Linked DNA regions of Homo sapiens: region 2 is linked to region 1. A link is a contact called in ENCODE Hi-C or POLR2A ChIA-PET data. All regions are on one chromosome and are shown on one strand. Each heading gives the region's core, a stretch centred on a gene start or an enhancer-like site at or near the end of the contact. The rest is flanking DNA. Distances are from core to core; before and after follow the strand shown.

Evidence for each region. Hi-C counts contacts between places; a loop is a spot of excess contacts on that map. ChIA-PET counts read pairs that join two places held with the same protein, here RNA polymerase II (POLR2A). Pooled maps may share reads with other maps.
Region 2: a loop to region 1 is called in a map of MCF 10A, with 10 times the contacts of the local background. The contact joins the promoter of SORL1 here to the enhancer-like site in region 1. A Hi-C loop is called at or near these places in 2 of 168 maps with a recorded cell type or tissue (MCF 10A and PC-3) and 6 of 50 pooled maps. POLR2A ChIA-PET finds 5 or more read pairs at or near these places in 1 of 52 experiments (A673).

The regions. Positions count from the first base shown.
Region 1 is chr11:122,504,472-122,509,259 of GRCh38, reverse strand. No RefSeq gene overlaps it. Among named protein-coding and RNA genes, the nearest start is that of TRK-TTT2-1, 53 kb to the left of the region's middle. RefSeq lists a silencer at 3,369-3,428. Within about 2 kb of position 3,424, at least 3 of the 41 ENCODE cell types and tissues checked have a DNase peak (open chromatin) inside an H3K27ac peak, as active enhancers do.
Region 2 is chr11:121,449,215-121,453,805 of GRCh38, reverse strand. It overlaps SORL1 (sortilin related receptor 1), which reads right to left and starts at 1,492. Exons shown (of 48, transcript NM_003105.6): 1 at 1,190-1,492. The coding sequence starts at 1,474. SORL1-AS1 (SORL1 antisense RNA 1) reads left to right here and starts at 839. Exons shown (of 3, transcript NR_183636.1): 1 at 839-1,131; 2 at 3,907-4,110. RefSeq lists enhancers at 656-705, 726-795, 836-885, 896-1,085, 2,476-2,535 and silencers at 1,376-1,425, 1,556-1,605.

The DNA of each region.
Region 1 (4,788 bases), core at 2,175-4,674:
CATTGTAAGGAGAGACTCCATGCAATAATCACAACAGCCACTATTCATTGGAGGTCTACTATTTGCTACATCCTGCACTTTACATGTATAATTTCTTACTCTCGCCACATTTTAGTAAGAAGAGTATTATTATTATCTTTATATTTTAGGAGAGGAAACAATGTCTTAGGCAATTTAAGTAAATTGCCCAAGCGAATAAAGTGGCACAGCTTGAATTCAAAATTACTTTCATCTGTTTCCAAAATTAACATTTATTGTTCTAATTCACATGTTAGCAATGTCTATAAAGGATAAAGGACAAATCCAGGAAGATTCAGGACCTTCTGGTGCTCCAGTCCAATGCGTAGGTGTCTGCGGGAACTTTATAACCAATTTCTCCCATCCCAGGGTCGCTTATTTATTCTTTAATTCAACCAATATTTATTGAATGCTGACTGTGCTAGTTGAAGGAGATGTGTCTGTTGTCTTCAAGGAGCATGTTTTCTAGTGTAACAAATAGATAAGTGAACAGACGGGTGCACTATGCTGTGTTAAGTACAACAATAGCAGCTCAGTATAGGGGAGATGGAGGTCCATACCATCCTCTTCCTACGTCGGCTGCCTTCCCTAAGAGAGGCGCTATTAGAAATTGATCGTGGGTCTTCATCTGTGTGCCTTATGTCTCTGGGATGTGTACATGCAAAAATGCATAGATATGCAGTCTCCAGTTTATACTGTCTTCCAGATATCTTAGTCACCTGTATGTCAAGGGACAGCTATCTTCCCCCATTCATAAAATGTCCAGAAAGGACACATAATAGATCCTGCGACAGGACGTCCAGCCAGTACTTATTATCTGGAGGCCGAGGAACAGACCCATGCCTCTGTCATCTCCCAGATACTCAGGACACATATTTGAATCATGAGTGGAGTTCCATTGGTCCCTTGGGGGAAGGCCCTCCAGGGTCACAATAGACTTTTTAGAGCAGCTTCATCGGACCCTCTCCCTTGACAGTCAGGATCCAGCCCTTTCAAAGTGACCATGATCCAGCAAGGTGCTGTTCACTAGACTAAGGTGGGACTTCTCCACATTTTCACCTGGACCTGGACCTCTTACTTTCTGAAACTTTGGCTTTTTTTTTTTTTTTTTTTTGAAACAGAGTCTCACTCTATACCCAGGCTGGAGTGCAGTGGTATGATCTTGGCTCACTGCGACCTCTGCCTCCTGGGTTCAAGTGATTCTCCTGCCTCAGCCTCCCGAATAGCTGGGACTACAGGCATGAGCCACCGCAGCCAGCTAATTTTTGTATGTTTAGTAGAGATGGGGTTTCACCATGCTGGCCAGGCTGGTCTCAAACTCCTGGCCTCAAATGATCCACCCCCCATCGCCTCCCAAAGTGCTGGGATTACAGGTGTGAGCCACTGTGCCTGGCCTTGGCATTTGTTTCTATTCACAACTACACACCAAGTGACTGCTCTTCTTGTGTTTTAGGTCTTCTCCGTTTATGTCCTGTGCCTGACCTGTCTGTTTACCCACTCACTGACCTTACTTTAGCCTCTCAGATTAGATTGGACTGACACCCCAGTGACTCTGAGTACCAAGAACAGGAAGAAACCTAATTTTGATTTCTTTTTGCTTTCCTTATGTGCTATTGCTAGTTGTGCCAGCGTATTCCTTCTAAATAGTGCTTTCATTCAAGAGCCTTTAATGACTCCTCATTCCCATAACCAACATTTTACACTCTTGATCCTGCCTTCTGATCCCAGTCTGCATTCTAGCTCTATATCTCTCTGCTGTGCAGCATGTGCCAACCATGATGGATTACTCCCTTGTTCCAACACATTCGTGCTTCTGTGTAAGTTACTTGATGCCTCAAATATGCTTCATTTCTTCTTTCCCTTTTAAAATTATCCTATCTTCCTGGCTCCTTTATTTCTTCCCCCTTGAGATGGTGCCTTGCTCAGTCACCCAGGCTGGAGCGCAGTGGCTTGATCATAGCTTACTGCAGCCTCAAACTCCTGAGCTCAAGCAATCCTCCTGCCTCAGCCTCCCAAGTAGCTGGGACTACAGGTGCTCGTCCCCACACTGGGCTAATTTTTAATTTTTTTGTAGAGATGGGGGTCTTGCTATGTTGTTCAGACTGATCTAGAACTGGCCTCAAGCAATCCTCTTGCCTCAACCTCCCTAGTGGCTGGGATTACAGTGCCTGGCTAACTCCTACTCCTTCAAGACCCAGACAATGCCTCTCACTGTTGGGGCAGGATCTCTAATTGCCTTTTGCACAGGCTGAAGGGATGACCTCCATTCTTAAGCCAGTTGTGTAATTTGCACATAGCTCCTTGCTATACTTTATGGCAATGATTTCTCTATGTATTCTCCACTAGTCTATATGCATTCTGAGGTCAGAAAGCATGCCTCTTTTATCTGTTATCCTGACTATCCAGGACAATGACTGGCATTATAATAGATGTCTTATTATTGTTTTTTGAATAAATAAATGGATTGTTTTTAACTCCACTTGCTGTATGTTTTGAAAACAAAATTAATTCTACAGTGGTAAGGAGAGATAATACTGAAAGTGTCACTAAGATGGCAATTTTTGACATGAAACCCTTCCAAAGAAAAAGGATTTTAAAAAGTTAGGCAGGTATTGTGGTGCACACCTATCGTCCCAGCTATTGAGGAGGCTGAGGTGGGAGGATCACTTGAGCCCAGGAGGTCAAGGCTGCAGTGAGTTTTGATTGTGCCACTACACTCCAGCCTTGGTGACAGAGCAAGACCCTGACAAACACACACAGACACACACACACACACACACACACACACACACACACACGAAAGAAAAGAAAAGAAAAAAGAAAAGAAAATTGTACCAGTAGAAAAGTGAAGAAGGTCATTTAAATAGAGGACCCTCTACTGCTCAACTTAAAATAGAGCAGGCCATTTAGAGACTAGGGGAAAGTCTGGTGTGTATTAATGAAAGAGGACATTGTAGGAAATGACAGGTAGTCATACCCAGATCCTAAAGAACTCTGTCTGTGGTACTAAGAACTTTAGACTTTATTCTGTGATCAATAGAGGGACTACTAACCACATACGTTTTCTAAGTGGTGGAGTGACATGGTCGGATTCAATTGGTGAGTAACTCTGGGCTTATGTTTTTGCTCTCTCTCTCTTTTTTTTTTTTTTTTTTTTTTTTTTTTTTTTTTTTAAGATATTGTGCATAGGTGTTCTGGGAAGTGGTTCCAAGAAGAGCTTATCATCCTGTACGCTAGCCTCCGGGAGGACAGGGTTGCCTGAGACAGTGTGGGCAGTGGTTGCCTCCTGGCTCAGCCACTGGAGGTCACTGTTGCACCATAGATATGTTCACAAAGCACCGTGATGCCGTTTCCAAGTTGGCTTCTGCCAGGGGTGAATTCATCATCCCCTGGGCAGCTTGGAAGTTCCCTAGTGCAGACATCTCTCTGTCTCCAAGGATTGGCCTGGTCACACAATGTGGTTGAGGGAGAGCTTAGTCTGAGGCAAGAGGGAGAGAGGCTGGAAAGCCTGGTGCAAAGAGGGCTGAGGCAGTCTTCAAATACGGGAAATTTCATGTGGTCTGGATTGCATTATCCTGCGTCTGAAATGGGAGAGGCTGGATGCCCCTTTGGGTCAAGGCGACTTTTCTCTTGCCACTTTCTGGTTTGAATCTGGTTGAGGTAGGGAAGGTTATTATTGTCTTCTGAGTCCCTAGAGATCAGAAGATACAAAACATGTTAGGCATCTCAGGCTCCCTCATAGAGGGAGATCTGGAGATTGGAAGAGGCCTTCCTAGTCCTGCTGGGCTCTGACAACAGAACTGCTACATAGAAAAGGGGAATGGAAACAGAGGCCCGCGCCTTAAACACACCCACTCACCAGTGGTCTGTACCCAGAGCAGGCTTCAACTGAGGCATCCAAGAGAACCATAGAGAAGAGCAGGAACTGATATTTCTAGTGAGAAACTCTGTGTGCCAGGTGTTTTCTATGTTTTCACACTCAGCTCTCATGATACATGTGTGCAGTGGGTATTATTTTTGCTCATTTGCTATTTGAAGAAACCGAGGTGTAGAGCTGACGCTTGAACCGTAAGTCTCCTAAAATACAAAGAGCAAAGATAGTAAAATGACTACTTGTGGGTACCTTTTTAAGAACTTACCTGAGCTTGAAAACTTGGTTTGAGTCATACAGGAGAACGGATCTCTGACCATGCAACTTAGCTAATAACTCATTTTACATTGCTTGAGAGTAACTTCTTCCTAGTAAGTCATAATCTGCTTATGACTTCACATAGGTCCAAAACACTTCTATACACATCAACTAATTTGACCCTTATAATGAGTACCTTATCCCCATTTTTGTAGATAAAGAATCCGAGATTTCAAGAATTTGATTGCCTAAGATCACATAGTTAATTAATGGTGGGATCAAACTCAGATCCTTCTTACTCCAAATGGGGCACTCTTTGCATGACCCGTAATTATACCTCTAGATAAATCTTGCATGATGAAAAGATGTTGTATCATAGCTGAATTAGAAATAAAATGCACTTGCAATTTTTGTAGTACAACATTTTATTTTTAGAGATGAGGAGATTTCAATCCATTAAGTTCCTTGCCCAAAGTTCATACAGCTCTGGGGTGAGTAACATTATCTTCCTAAGTTAAGATTCCCAGATTTAGCAAATAAAATGCAGAACTATTAGAATTTCTAGTATTACATGGGGCCTAATTATACTAAAAAAATACTCATTGTTTATCTGAAATTCAAATTTAACTGGACATCCTGTA
Region 2 (4,591 bases), core at 243-2,742, 1.1 Mb after region 1:
TTCCCGGTATGACCTTGGACTAGTCACTTCACCATTCCACGCTTCAGTTTCTTCACCAACAAAATGACACAATAGGGTGATATGTTTACAAGGTTCGTCCTGGATCCAAGGGTTGAACATTTAACTCTGTATTTCCTGAAGAAATGGCTAAAGTGAAATTAGTGAGAAAAGGCAGAACTCAGGGTAATCTTTTATTAATAATTTCTACTTCAAAAGGAACAATTTGACTCTAGAAAACAAGTGTATTTACCCCCTCCTCTGGTCCTACTTTTTCTCCCCCACCGACCTTATACTTTTGCTGATGTCAATCTTAACTGCAGGACTGGGAGTCTCATGAGGCAATAACACGGTCAAATTAATTTTGCCAGTGCTGATCCTAACCTACAAACTCCATCTGCAATTCCTCGCAGTAAGTCTGACCATAAAAGTGAAATTCACGTTACTTATGATCTAATAAACCTATTGCCTGGGTAGAAATAAATCACTTATAGAATAATAATGCCCACCAAATTTCCTGCAGTCCTTTCAAATCTCCAAGTGCCATGAGGGGTATTCCTCTCCAAAATAAAGTTATCTTGACGGGGGTGGGAGAGTCAGCATCTTGAAGGGTGGGGAAGAAGGAATGGAGAGCATCTCACACGCTCGCCAAAAATTAAAAATTAAAAATTCAGCCTTTACACACGCACACACATACACACACCTCTTGTCTGACTGTACAGAGATAGTCGACAAGCTTTCAGGTTTGCCCACTTTTATTGTGCTAATAATGCTAAGTGTGGAAACCCCCACCTCGTGCTGTTCTGTGTAAGTGTACCGCAACTGCAGGGTGCTCGCCTCCACTGCCAACTGATGATACACTAAAGAAAGCCCGTTTTTTATCCAGATGTAAAATGAAGCTGCACCCCTCCTATACCTGCCGGAAACTACATCTCTCTGCACACACCCTGGGGTAATACGCACTGCACCCGGCGAGTTACCTGGAATACGTTTACTAAATCGACAGGAAGAAGGAAAGATCAATGCGATTCAAGTGCTGACGGTTGTACTCGTGAAGGAAAAAAACAAATGCAAGCCGGGAAGTCCCCAGTGGTGCCTGCACCTAGGAGGCGACTGCAACGGATGGATGCGGGGGTGAGGAAGTGCAGGGAGAGGAAAAAACTGGAGGGAGGCGGGTTGCAAAACTGCTCACCTGTCCGTACACCTTGATGGGCTCGGGCTGCAGGGCAGCGCTCCGTTTCCTCCGGAGCGGCTTCTCGTCCGCGCGGCTCGCCCCCCTGGCATCCCCGCGCGCCCACAGCCGCAGCTCGCGCGGGTCGCCCTGCACCACGAGGAAGCCCCGGTCCTGGGGCAAGGGCGCGCTGCCGCCGTGCAGCCTCTGCGTCCAGACTTCGCAGAGAGCTCCGGGCGGCAGCAGTGCGACCAGGGTGAATAGGAACGGGAGTCGCGACTCCCTCCTGCTGCTCCGTGTCGCCATGTTCGGGCGAACGCTACTGCAGGTGGCGCCGCCGCCAGGAGAGAATGTGCAGCGCGAGGCCAGGAGAGCCGCTGGGCCGGGACCGCGCGCGCCGCTCCCGGGGCTCCAGGCCGCCCGCGCCGCTCCGGGCCGCCCCGCTGCGCCCGCCGCCGCTGCCGCCAGGTCCCGCTCGGTTCGGCGCGGCGCCGTCACGTGTGAGGCTCGCAGCGCGTCCCTTTCGCGCACTTTCTGCGCTCGGCGGCCTCGGCGGCGACTCCGGCCCCTCCCTGGCGCGGGGATGGGGAAGTTAAGGCAGCGAGCGCCGGTGGGGGTGCGTCCCTTCCCTGGCGGGCACACCTCCTTGTTCTCCCTGCAGGAATGAAGAGTTGCATGGGGCTCGCTCGTTTTCTCTGGAGTTAGTTGCGTCCTATACAGGGTCGTGTCGAGGTCGTCCTAAACCGTGGCCACTTTCCTGAGTGCACAGCCCGCAGTAGCGCCACAAGACCACCTCCCCCCGGCCCCGGCCTCATCCCCACCTCCAGGGAAGAGTCCAGAGCCACAGAATTAGCTCCTAGAACGCAACCAACAAGAGTCCAGATGAACCCGCTCTATTGGGAAACTCACAGTTTTTCATCTACTCTGGGCACCACAACGTATTTGCAGGGGCCACAGCAAAAACTACCCTTGATCAAGCTACGTGCCCCAGCCTGAAGCACAGCAAATAAACATCCTGCACAGAGGCAGTAAAAACAAGGGTACATCTGACAAAGAATGCACCACACCTGGACAATTATTACACAGCTATACAGGGTGTGCTTGCACGCACGCATGAATACCTGTGCGTGGCACAGGGCCCCAGCGGCGGCTTGCTTATGATCCCTCCAAGGTGACCAAGCACTGAGCCACCCTGCCTCAGCAGTAAAATAGACATATTTACCAGTCCCTTCAACCCACAGCCAGGAGCTAGGCAAACACCCACAGAGGAGGGAGGACACACTTTAACCCTACATTCAGCTTGACGAGCCAAACTCTCTGAACCACAGGAGATAAAACTTCTGCCATGGAACTGCTAAGGTACGCCCAAGGAAAATATTTTTTTTGCAGGTTAGTGGGAGCAGCCAAAGTCTATGTACTACTGCAACCTTTCCTATTTCATTTTATGTTTCACTGCCCTCTGAACTCAGATCCTGGTTTTTGATAAGAATAAAGACACAGCAAGCAGGGCTGAAAGGGAGACTACCTTTATAGTTGCATACAAGCTGCTGTTCAGGGGAAGGAAGGGATGGTCAGTTCAATTTTCTAAAAACATTCCTCATCTCCGACAAGCCACGGTAGCCCGATTCCTACCCCGGCCCACTCTAGTACTTTTCAGGTAGCTTAGCAAAGCCCCCTCCTCTACCTAGGACTACCACTGACAACCTGCCAGAGTCAGGCCAGCTTGCCTCATCTCCCTGAAGCCAGTATTCAACCACCCTACCCTACCCCATGCCAGACTTGCTGGGGACCTCTGCCTCAGGTTCTGCACTCTCCCACCTCCTCCCACACCCGATTTTCTCCCCAAGTCAGATGATGTCTTTCTGTCCATCTCAACATAATTACAGAACCATCCAGTTCTCCCCACCAAGCAAATCATGCATTCTCTATGTTAACCACCCTGCTTTGTTCATTATACATTGTATACAGGTATCAAAATACCACACTTTCCCCAGTGTGGTATTATTGGGGTGCCTTCATCCTGCACCCCAACTTTGATGTTATTTCAGAGGGATTGAGGAAGTGGTAGCTTGTTTACAACCCAGAGCTGGTTTTGAAGCTGAGAGGAACGCCTTGCTCATATTGTGCAATTCAGCTCTAACTCATATATATAACATATATATTTATTATATACTTATATATGTCAATTAAAAATAATAATTCAAACAATCATGCATCCTCCAAGAAAGCCACTGAACCACTGTCACCTCCCACCCCTCATCTAGATCAGCTCTGTCTGGTCAGCATCACCTTACCAGGAATGGACAACCCCATGGTCTCTCAGGACCAGCAGCAAAGATATCTCTACTCCCATTTAGCCCTCAAAGGAAAATGAAGGGAATATGGCTAAAGTGAGAACATCCTGTAGATGATTCAATTATTGGGGTTTTTCCAACATATATTTAATGAGAACCTTCTCTGCAAGAGCAAGTGTCAGAGTCCCAGCAGAAAACAGAGACAGGAGTCTCCTAAGTGTGGATTTGAAGATGGGCATCTGTTTGCCCACACAAACTGCTGGCTTAAGGTTCAGATGGCCCCTTGCACAGAAGGACTAGTAGGGCAGGGCCAGCTACTTGCTCATTTTGATGTTGATTTGCAACTTGAATGCTAGAGAATTGGTAAGAATATTCAAACATGGTTAATTAACTCCTTGCAAGCCCTCCTATCTAATCATTATCTACATTCCAAACCATTCTCAGGTAGATAATCAGCAACCCCCCAAGACTGTGCCTGCTGCACAACTACAGAACGCAGTGGAAGACACGCTGAATTCTGAGTCAGAAGGTTGACTTTCTAGCTGTGGGGACTTGGCCAAACCTCCTCAGAGCTTCAGTTTTCTCATCTGTAAAATAGAGATCTTAATCCCTACCAATCTCACAGGACTGCTGAGAGTATCAGATGAGGTAAGTATATAAAATAGCTGTGCAAATTTGTGTGAAGGCCTCCAGAGAGAAATAGTGCATGCAGGTGGCATTAGAAACATAGATTCTAGTCCTGGCTTTGCAACCAAATTATTATGTAATTTTTTGTCTTGATCATCTTGTCTCTTACGATTTCTTCATAAGTTAAATGAAAAGACACCTTTCAGCCCTGACCACTCCCAAACCTTCAGGACCCCCACTGGGTTGTGAGATAGGAGCAGCCACAGGCAAGGTCACCCAGGACAGGAGTTAGAGCTGAATCGTGCAATATGAGTGAGGTGTTCCTCTCAGCTTCAAAACCAGCTCTGGGTTGTAAACAAGCTACCACTTCCTCTATCCCTCTGAAGTAACATCAAAGTTGGGGTGCAGGATGGAAGACAGTACCATATCCCCCTCTGTCCCATCTTGCATGGCCTTGCTCGGATGCTGCCCAGCATCATGACGAAAATCAACATGCACGGAA